Linked DNA regions of Mus musculus: region 2 is linked to region 1. Evidence: chromatin loops called from intact Hi-C (ENCODE). Cell type or tissue: gastrocnemius. All regions are shown on one strand. Each heading gives the region's core, and the rest is flanking DNA. Links, peaks and the distances in the headings are about the cores only.

Evidence for each region. Peaks named below come from ENCODE experiments on the same cell type or tissue, not always from the same donor. Only the 100,000 strongest peaks of a DNase experiment are listed, where the experiment ranks them.
Region 2: a loop joins it to region 1, with 2.1 times the contacts of the local background. A loop is called at or near these places in 14 of 42 quality-filtered maps.

What each region holds. Positions count from the first base shown.
Region 1 is chr4:100,412,324-100,417,704 of GRCm38, forward strand. All of the region lies in intron 7 of Ror1 (receptor tyrosine kinase-like orphan receptor 1), which reads left to right. Among named protein-coding and RNA genes, the nearest start is that of Gm35760, 22 kb to the left of the region's middle. In gastrocnemius, for the core only: no CTCF peak of the experiment used is centred there; no DNase peak of the experiment used is centred there.
Region 2 is chr4:100,523,956-100,529,336 of GRCm38, forward strand. Ube2u (ubiquitin-conjugating enzyme E2U (putative)) reads left to right here. Exons shown (of 10, transcript NM_001033773.4): 7 at 300-388. It overlaps Ube2uos (a long non-coding RNA gene), which reads right to left and starts at 3,934. Exons shown (of 2, transcript XR_867958.2): 1 at 3,639-3,934. In gastrocnemius, for the core only: no CTCF peak of the experiment used is centred there; DNase peaks (open chromatin) are centred at 2,535 and 3,847; H3K4me3 peaks cover 373 bases; H3K27ac peaks cover 1,146 bases.

The sequences.
Region 1 (5,381 bases), core at 278-5,277:
CCTGTAGTCACTGCACAGCGGTGCTCTGCTGTGTGTGTTGCCGGCTCTCCAGAGGCACAGGGCTAGACAACCAATCACAGTCATTCCTGTAGAAAAGAGCCTTTTCCCCAGGAAGTCCATAGACACAGAAACTGTCTTGGCACACAGGTTTATTGGAAGCAATGAGCAAACTGTTCTGTCTCACTGGAATCACCCAGGAAGCAAAATGAATTTGCAATCGTTGCTCAGTGACCGAGGCCAGTCTACTAAATTGTGATCTTTGTCTCAGCTACTAACGATGCAGAAAAGTATGGATGTCTGGGAGGAAAATGGAGTTGCTGTCAGTTTGTTCATGTCTACTGGATGGTTATAAAGTATGAGAGAGGATGGAAATGTTGGTGAGAAAACCCTAGAGCTTGCAGCTATTTTGGAGCTGATTCAACTTTATAGTCCATGTGCAGGTGGACTGGGTTTCCCAGAACAATGGGGGAAACTGGGATGTCACTACTGAGAAAGCCAGAGCCATAACTACATAGTGGGACCAAACAGAATGGGCAGTCACAGGAAACAGATGGCATAGTCCTAAGGAGCTGGGTGTCCAAAGGGATGATACTTCAAGGCATCCCTCAGAGAATGTAAATCCACTGCACGCTTATCAGGGAGTGAGGACAGGCAGGGCCCTAAGAGATGCCTAGCACACCCCGAAAGAATGAGGAGTGGGTCCCAGAGCAAGGAGGAATAGATGAAGTCCCAAAGGAAATGGTCCAGAGGGCTGGTGAGAAGGAGGCTTTGTAGGATGGTAGCCCGGTACTCGGTGCAGGGCAAGCATTGAAGTGTTCTGAGCAGAAGGCTGACAGCTCAATGTGCTGAAACAGACAACTTTTGCAGGAAGCAAGGTGGAAGAGGCAGTGGCCTGTGGGCAGGTTAAGGGAATATCTGGAAACTGGTGATAATAGGGTCACTGTTTGGTCAGATGTGAAAGACAAGAGAAAACTCAAGGTGACCCCAGAGTTTAGTTAGATTCTTGCATAGAGGAAGAAAGTCACAGAAAAAGAACTTTGGTGGGACCTGAACCAAATACTACTAATGGGAAATACATTATTTGTTCCATCTGGATAACGAATGTCTTACCCTTTAGATGAATTACTTTCTGTTTTTGAGACAGGTTCTTGTTATGTAGTTCAGGCTGGCTTCGAACTCAAGAACTCTCCTAACTCATCTTCTGAGTGCTGGCTGGGAGTTCCCAAGCATGCACAACCAACCCTGACTTTTTCTAACTGATGCCTGGAGTTTAGTTTCCAGCTCATGCTGTTCAGAAAGTCCCTGGCTTCCAAGCTGGAAGCTTTGTTTATAATCTTATGCAAAGACTCACATGCAATTAGGATATCTCAGTTTGCTTCTATCTGTAGAGCACCTACTATGTGCCTTCGGAATGCTTGGTGCTTAAGGACTTCATCTTCATTTAAAACTCATACCCCTGATATGGAGAAAGTGGTTTGGGTACACGCTGCTAGGGTTCAGAAAGGTTAAAGGACTTGTCTAGAACATACAGCCAGACACTGATAGGGCTCCACCTGAAACCCTCATCTCTGGCTTGCAGCTCTGACTAAACTCAAGGTTGTATTCTTCTGCTAGACACTCCTCTGGCAGAAGTCTTAAGACTTAGAAGTCTTACGACAAATACAATTTTTAAAAATATGCAAGAACCACAAGTAGGCTCAATCTCTGGACTCTATCACGCAGGTTCTAGACTTTGCTGAGGAAAAAGACTGTCGTGATAACTCACTAGCTCATGGTATTAGTCAGTGGTGCTAGAAGAACATAGTGTATTTCTTTCTTGATATCAATTTGCAGGCAGCCTACTCATAATTTGTGAGACTTGTTAATTCAGGTCTATGAGCAGTCCAGAGGTGAAACAGTTTCTGCCACTTAGGATTTTTTAAAGATTTTTTTTTCTCTTTTGAAAGAACGTGGTACCTCTTGAACTCTTCAATCTAAGTCACATATGCACCCATTAAAGGAACAGAGAATCTTTGTCATATGACCAGTATGCTGCTAAGATGCAGCGGCTCCCTAGCGTGGAAGTCAGACGAAAGCCAGCAAATATCAAGGCTTCCCATAAATCCTTGAGCAGACCTTCCCCACAGAGTGATTACAAGGGATCCCTGCTTTTGTAACAGCTAGAGATCACCCCAAATGGTTTTCATGCATCCTTGCAAGAAAAAGCCATAAAAGACAAATGAGAATTCTCCAACACTATTCCCTCCCACTCTCATTTGTCTCCTTTCCTTTCTTGATGCTCAGCATTGAGCCTAGGGCCTCAGATATGTTAGTCAAACACAGCTGATGGGCTACCCTCAACACTCCAATCCTAACTTAGTGTTTGAGAAACCAAGGCTCAGAGTAGTGATAGGACCCACCCAAGTTTACCAATTAACAGAAGCCAAGTCTCCCTCCTCTAGGGCCATTGCTCTTTGTTCTACACCAGTATTTCTTAACCAGGGGCGATTTTGCCACCCAGAGAACACTTGGCAATGTCTGCAGATATTTTGGTTAGCACTATGGTCATGGGAGTAGAGGATAATACTGGCATATATTAGGTAGAATACAGGGTATGATATTAGGTGCCATTGGATACACAGAATAGCCACATAAAGAATGATGTTAATAATGCTAGTGCCAGAGTAAAGAACCTTTTCCTATACTATATAATTGTAGACTATGGAATGACAGTATTAAGTAGTAATACATTAGCCCTTTGTTGTCCTTAGAATTGGCCAAAAAACATAAGAAGAGTTTGTATGCATTACTTCAGGAATAAGTAATTCTACAGCCTCTGGGTAAGGACAATTAAAAAAAAAATGTGCGCGCGCACACACACACACACACACACACACACACACACACACACACACTGAGATTCCAAGATGTTAAGTACTTTATCCAAGGTCACATAGCTAAAAAATAGAGCCACGTCTCAACTACAGTCAGTCTTCTAAGTTCTGTGACTATATGTATGTATATACTCATGTATGTGAGCATATGTGGAGATAGTTGATGATGATGATGATGATGAAGACGGATGGATAGACAGACAGACAGACAGACAGACAGATAGACAGACAGACAGAGAGCTCAAGAAGAACTCTTGAACTGACAAGGTATTTCAGAGGGTAAAGTTTCTTGATACCAGGTTCCATTCTTGGGACTCATATGGTGGAGGGACTCCTGCAAGTTGTGCTCTGACCTCCACATACATGCCATGGTATGTGCATGCGCATACACACATGCCCACACATGCCCACACACATATACACACACACACAGAAGTGTAAGAAAAATTGCAATAATTCTTTATCTTGCAATGAGCTCTATGGTGTGGGACAAATTGGAAATGAGTCATTTTCCTTCTCTGTCTCAAGTAGGATAGAATTTCAAGGGAATGTTCTTGCATTCTCTAGTTTGGTCAACATTAAGGAAATTTCAGAATTGTCATGGGATTTCTCGTTTTACAACTGAAAATTTTGTTTTGGTTTCAACTAAATCTAAAAGAAATAGCAGTATCTTTAAGCAGGAAACACAGGCATCTGTTGCACTTTCTAAAATACCAACACTCAAAGTTTGTTGAGGATTGACTTACCTGTATATTTTCACTCTAGACTAGAATATAAAATTAAATTCAGCCTGACACGACTTTAGAATTCAGGGGTTTGCTTGTGCAAGATTGGATGCATTTTCTTGGCGTTAGAATACATAGAGAATCTCTAAAGGAAGCTTTGTCTTTTGTAAGGATGAATGATAGTTTGAGCAAGACCTCACCTCTCATTCTCCATGTTTGTCCTTCATGTCCCAGGCATTACTGACATTAGGAAGCCTGTCACTCACTGACACTGGTCTGCGTTGAGCTTCTGTGCTGCCGACTGTGAATGAGTTAGATAGACCATGCCCTAAGGAAACATGCGATCTAGTAAGAGAATCAAATTGGAAGGGTAGAATCGCGTTATCCCCTAGCTGAGTGATGTCACTATGTCTGCCATCTTTAAGCTTTGTGAGCTAGTGATTTGTGCTCGGTATTATCATGATGACTGCAACCTATGAATACCTTGCTAGATTGATTCTTACACTAGTATCTGGCTTCAGACTCAATTGGTACTCAATAAGATATGTTGTATTGCTTAATTTCATTCTCTCAGTAACTACAAGATAAGGGATCATCGTCAGTGTAATGATGGAGAGGCTAAGGAGATATTTGTTTTTCTAAGGCAAACCAGGTCACTGGACCCCTCCTGTCCTCTGTCCATCATGCCAAACCAATTTCAAGAGCAAACTCGAGCTCCTTTTGGAGGAATGGTCATTCTCTGACCATTTTTCTTTGCCCTTGCATCGTCCTTATCCCTGTGCCTTTGGGATATATACATTGATTTCTTTACTCACATCTCCAAGGATGTGAGAGAAGCCAATAGTTACAAAGTGTAATGACACTGACCTTGGCTCTTTCCCCACTGTGTCCCATTTCAAGTCCTGTTGTCAGAGCTGACCTTGTTCTGCAAATCCTGCCTGCAGAGCCACACTGCTTATGTCTTACCTCTATACCCTGGCCACCTCCTGTGAGGTAGAAACTAATCAGAAAATAAACTGAACCTGAAAAGGAAACATTGTGTCAGTGTTCTTTCCAACCCTCACCTAGGTGCAGCGACTCTGAGTCCGGCTTCTCTGAGTCAGGGCATCCCTTGTTGCAGCTTTTCTGCTCAACTCTGAAGTAGTGGGGGCTACCCTTGGAGTGCCCTAAGTAGTAGCAGCTACTCTTGGAGTGCCTTCAGAAAGTTCTAGCCTTTCCCTGGAGCTGTTTGTTCCCTTGCTTCTTTCTCTGTTCTCCACTGTGAGCCTTCTGTTGTCTGAGGTGGGTAGAGGCTTGCCGTTTGGGGAGCGGTGTATGGGGGGGCAGAACCCTGCTTGTGTTAGTGTTTACATGTTCAAACTCCTACCCTCTCTTTGAGTGCATCAAACCTGCTCCATGTCCTGTTTCTCCTTAGGTAAAGGTTTTGCCTCTACCAAGCTAGGCTCCTAAGCAGCAGTTTAGCTTTCCCCAGTGCCCACTGTGAGAAAGGTAGTAAGCCAAGTGGCTGCCTTTGAAGTGGTTGTACCTGGCCCATTGCTTTTGTCTTTCCTTTTGGCACCTCGGCTTGCAACAATTTGCCAAAGGGCACTTTGTTGGGTTCTGTGCTTGAATAGCCTTGACTTGTCCCATCAACCTCACAACACACCCTCCCCCTTGGGTTCTGCTTTGTCACAGGCCATTTGTGACAGTGGGGTACTTTACCACTCTAGGCAGGGCAGATGTTTTCCAGATTGCGAACACTGCAGTTTTTAACTCACTCTGTCAGCAGCCTTCTCCCGTGTTT
Region 2 (5,381 bases), core at 227-5,226, 110 kb after region 1:
CCACATGTCTGTAACCCCAGCACACAGGAGGCTAAGCGGGAGAATTGTGAGTTCCAGGCCAGCCTGCAATACACAAAGATCAAGACCTTCCAGGGACACAAATTTCTGGTCTCAAAAAAAAAAATGGAAAGAAACAAGAAGATGAAGGAGGAAGAGGAAGAGGAGGCAGGAGAGAAGAGAGTGTCATACGTTTTGTATCAGTCTAGATTGGCGTTATATTAGCTGAATCCTGTGCTCTGATCAGATCATTTTAAGGACAAGTTTACAAATTAAATACGGCCTTTTGTTTATATTTTCAGGGTAATTAAAACAATCTCATTTAATGATTACTACAAGACATGGTCTCAGATAGCCACGACAAAAGTCGCAGAACACTCCAGAAACCCATGTGAGTTGATGTAACCTTATTTATTATGTGTCCTTTTTAATCTTTTAATCTGTTGATTTTTCTTGGTTTGTCTTGCTGTCATCTCAAAACTAATTGACACATATCTGCTCTATAAGAGCAGTAAACGGTTCTATTGGCTGTCTGTACTATACTCTTCACTCAACAACTAGTAATTTAGTTCTTTTGTGCAGAGCCCCGACCTGAAGTCTGTTTAAAAGCCAGAAGGAAGGGTAGGCAATTGATGGGAGTTCTTAATCTTATGAGGTTTACTTAAGACCTTCTCCCTAGAAAGGAGGGTTCGCAGCAGGGTGGACCTTTCCATTTCAAACGCAGATATCCTCTAAGCCAGAGCCAGTGCTGTAGAGTGCAGAGCAAACGCAGCCGGAAAACATTGAAAGCTGAGGGTTGCTCAGTTACATCAATGTAAGAAAACATTTTCTGGGGACCACAAAGACAGACTCTGAGAGCTAGACAACTGGTTCCATTTAACTAGACTTTTAGAGTATATGTCATTGTTTGCCTCAAAGTAGGCTATCCAGTCTCCACACACAAGTGAGAATGTGGCTTTGCCCCAGCCCTCCTGCCAAATTGGCCCTGGACATTGTGAGATTAGAAGGGACTGCAGATTCCCGAGTCTGCACTGGCTTTTTATAGCCCTGTTCTTTCTTAGCTGTTACCGTCTACGTTCTCCTTGATGTGTACAGTACCCTGCACCCATGAGGATTTTTCTTTCTTTCTAAGTATTCTTTTGCCTCTTTCCTCAGTGAGGCCGTTTTTTTCCATCCTCCTCCCAATCTCTCTGAGAGTCCCTACCATGTTCTTCCCTAGTCAGCGACCGACCGCCAAAACCACATCTCTAGGCAGACCCTCTTCAGCAGTGCCGGTGTGTAGCCATGAGACTCACCTGCATATCCAGCAGGCTTTGCCATCTAAGGTATACTGAACCTAGTTCACCCTCCCACTCCCAAACATCTCCCTCCTTCCCTCTCTGCCTTAGGTACTGGCAGCTCACTATATTTGCATTTTCTTCAGTCTGAGACTTCTGAAAACAACACCACACCTCTTAATCTTTCTTTTTTTGTATTCTTGGTTTATCTCCTGCAACATTATACTTCTTCTGGCCCTCTCTTCCCTCGCGGTCACCGCTTTGATTTTGGGTCTCACTATTCATCGTCTCATTGTAAAGATTTCCTAACTATAGCAAAAGCTTGCACTTATTCTTTTAAGCATAAGTTAAGGCAAAAGTACTGCTAAGCTTAGCAGTTACAGGGCCAAATGAGATCATGTTGAAGAAGTCACGTGCTCTTGCAGGAAGTTGGTTATTGAGTATTTTGTGATTATATGTTATCATCCACACACACTAGTGGTTGTAAAAAAAAAAATCATTATGATAACACAGATATCAGCAACACTGTCAGTGCAGAGAATTTTTTGTGATATTAGAGTCTGTGGGTGATTAATTTTAAAAGCCTAGAGGCCCTATGCACCTTTAGCCAATCAGGTCAAGCACTTACTGTGTGCAAACTATGGAGGGACACATATGGATCTGGGGACAATAAATATTTGTTGTAAAAACCTGGTGTTGAGAGATATTAGCTCTAGGGACTAGGAGGCAAATTCCTCCTAACAGAACAAACAAACAAACAAAAACAGATTTTTGCAGGATGGTAGCATGTAAATACACAGTGGGCCTTAGAAACCTAATAACCCTAGGCAAAAGACACAATCATGCCAAAACTTGAGAAGGTTTGGGAATGATTGCTTCTTAATAAAAAAAATGATTTTAAAATGGAGGGAAATTATGGTGATTCCCCCTGATAATGGTTCCTCCCTCACAAGCATTTGGCTCCAGCGTGCTGAATTACGTTGTTTCTTCATCTGCCCGTCACTAACCCCGTCTGTAACTCATCCTCTGGGAAAGCAGGAGCCTGGGAACGGTTATCTTTAGCCCAGAAGAATTTCTGAGACTTTGAATCTAACCCTGGATGGCAGATTTCACAAGCCTACTGCCTCTTCTTCCCATGGAATCATTATAAAAAATGCTCCAAGAGTCTTCCTTCAAAAAGAGCCAGCACCTAGTTTACAAACGTAAACGGAGCCCTGACAGACTCTGCTGGCCTCGTTGTCTTCTGATAGTGCAGCTGGATGAGGGCCAACCCCCTCTTTTTTTAATGGCCTAATTTTCTGGCAGTAATGGAGATAAAGCTTTCAGATTGTAGAATGCTTCTTCAATGACTCAGAATACAAATACTCAGGAAACCTCTTTTAACTTCATCTATACACTTTTGTTTTTTATCGATGCTGAGATTATTAAAATCTCGTGCAGCTTTTCTAAGAGCTTTGCGTTTTATGGATAGGAGGTTGCTGAATTTTGATTTAGGTGTTAACACTTTTTCAGCTTTTCGAGCCACAAAAGCTATGTCTAGATATCAAGTCCATAACAATCATAGATGTATTCTTTGACAATACAGTCTTAGAGTGTGACTGTATATACTATGCTTTTAACTACCCCAGTTCATCATTGCTTGATTTATTCAAACCATATTTATTTACTGAACACCTTAATATATGTCATAAATAGCAATACATCTGCCTGAGGGGCTAGACATTCTTGTAACCCCCATCCCCTTTTTCAGGTAAAAATAATAATAAAACTAGGAGAAATCAGGTAATTTAACTAAGGTCATCTACATAGGAGAAAATCTCACAAACTGATAAGGAAGGTAAATTCTGGAGGCAAATTCCCATGACTTATCTTTGTTATCATTAACTGTGTGACATTGGTAAGTCTATTGCCCTCCTTGGCCCAGTTGCCTTGTTTATATAAAATGAGAATAATCACATACATTATAGGGCTGAAACACTTTGAGTGTGCCTCATGCCCAGAGCTCAGTGCACATGCCTACTCTCAATTATTAGCACTGTGGTCCAGAGTCTTAGACTAGACGGCTGGCTCTATATTTCCTTCCTATGGCACTATCCTGCCTTTACAATACGACAGCATATCATCACAGCATAGTGTGAGACTTTACAGTCAAACCCTGAAGGATTAGCAGAGTTTCTGAAATGTGTGTCACTGTCATTCACAATCACAGGAAATCAGATAGAGAAGTGTACCAGTGACCCCACTGTTCTCTGCCCGTCACTATAAAATGTCAAATAAAGGGTTTGGCAGAGAGAAAACCCATGCATATGGTTGTAGGAACAGCTCTTTAACGACAGAATATGATCCCCATACGGAAATGCTTACGTTCCAGGAAAGGAATTCCTGCGAGCTGCGAGCAGCGAGCAGCGTGCTGCGCAGCGCTGAGTGGAGGCTTCCTGGTACTTGTTGCTGTCAGCAGGCAAACCAAACAGCCTCCGGCATCAGGGGGCGCTTGCTTTTCACCCCAGGAGACTTTCATTCTTTGAGTCTTCCAAAGGCCCTTCCTTCCAGGCCAGAGGCAGTGCGCCTGCTTGCAGAGCCCAGTCTCTCAGCCACCGCTGCTCATTAGAGCCACCTGGAGAGCTTGTAAAGATTCCGACACAAAGGGCACACCCAAACCAACTCCATCAGAGCTGGCAGTAGGACTGGGTAGTGGTAGTTTTTGAAGGCTCCCCTGGTGATCATAACTGTGCAGCCACAGCTGGGATCACCATGATGTCAGAAGTTAGCGGCTCCTTAGCCCCGTGCTAGTTTTGCGACATACAGGTAAGTAAATTGAAGGAAGTGGCTAGTGGCTTAACTAATGGAACGCCATCTTTCATCCCTACCAATGAGCAAAGAATATTCACCCGACTTTTAGGTGCTCTGTGGCCGAATGAGATAGTATTGTATGCAAACAGAACACACTAGTGGAAGCTGTACCGTCTTTTCTGGATTCGACAGTCCATGCAGAGAAGATGGGCAACTTTTAAGTCGACTTCTGCATAGGCAGAACAAGTAGTAGGTACATCCTTATCAGTGATAGGGGGACCAAGTGACACACGAGAGCCTGAATTTTCCTAGATTTTGAGAGACCTAAATCAGGCCAAACCAGGATGCCTGGCTTCAGTGCCCACGATGAGGCAATGTTGGAAAATTTGTTAAAGACATTGTAACAGATTTAAGCATGAGAATTACAAGACAAATACACCTGAGTGGGTTACATGTTTCTCAAGAGAAAGCAGGAAAAATAAGGCGAAGGCATAGGCTTCTCAACGGAGCATGGCCATTGTCTCCGTATTATCCATTTTGGTGACTCTCAAGTTACATCTCAAAAGGTTGCTCTGAGGATCCAGGCCCCCTTTTGTTCTCCTTTGGTAAGTGAGATTGTAAAGTGGTTCAGGAGGAAGACTGGATGGAATTATAATCTGATAAAGGGAAACCAGAGTCCCTAGGGTTGTACAAGGAGTTTAGTACACATGCGTCCTTTCCCTGCAAATGGGGTTTCTGGGGAGATTCCTAGAAAATTACAGGTTTACAGCTGGGAAACGAGAAAGGCTTTAAGCAATTGTTAATTGGGCATTCTTGGTTTCCTGCTGGCAAGGGGCTTCAACTGAATTCCTAGGAGAGGAGTATTTTCTCTATTCTTATTCCTCCCACCCCACCCCATCTCTTCACACACACACTCTCTCTCTCTCTGCCTTTCTATCATGCTTCATTGTGTGTGTGTGGGGGGGGGGGGGGGGAATGTAGGCAGGCACCAGGCCCTGGGTTCTATCCCCACCACTGCAAAAACAAACAAATCCCAGAATGGAAACAACACTGTAATTTTCAAGAAAAAGAATTACATTATGGAAGAGAAAGGATTATGTGATGAAAGCCATGGAGGGACACTTTTCTGCCATAGCTTATAAAACTGTCCCACAAGCACTGTGAGGCAGTGATTTCACCCTTTAGAATTTAGGGTACAAATTTCAAGACCCCTCTGCCCCTTTGTGTCTCTCCTGTCCCCGTCCTCCCTGGGTTTCTTCTTGTCAGCATCAGTCTTTTGAACAGTTGGCTGGGTCCTGGAGACAAGAAGATAGGCAT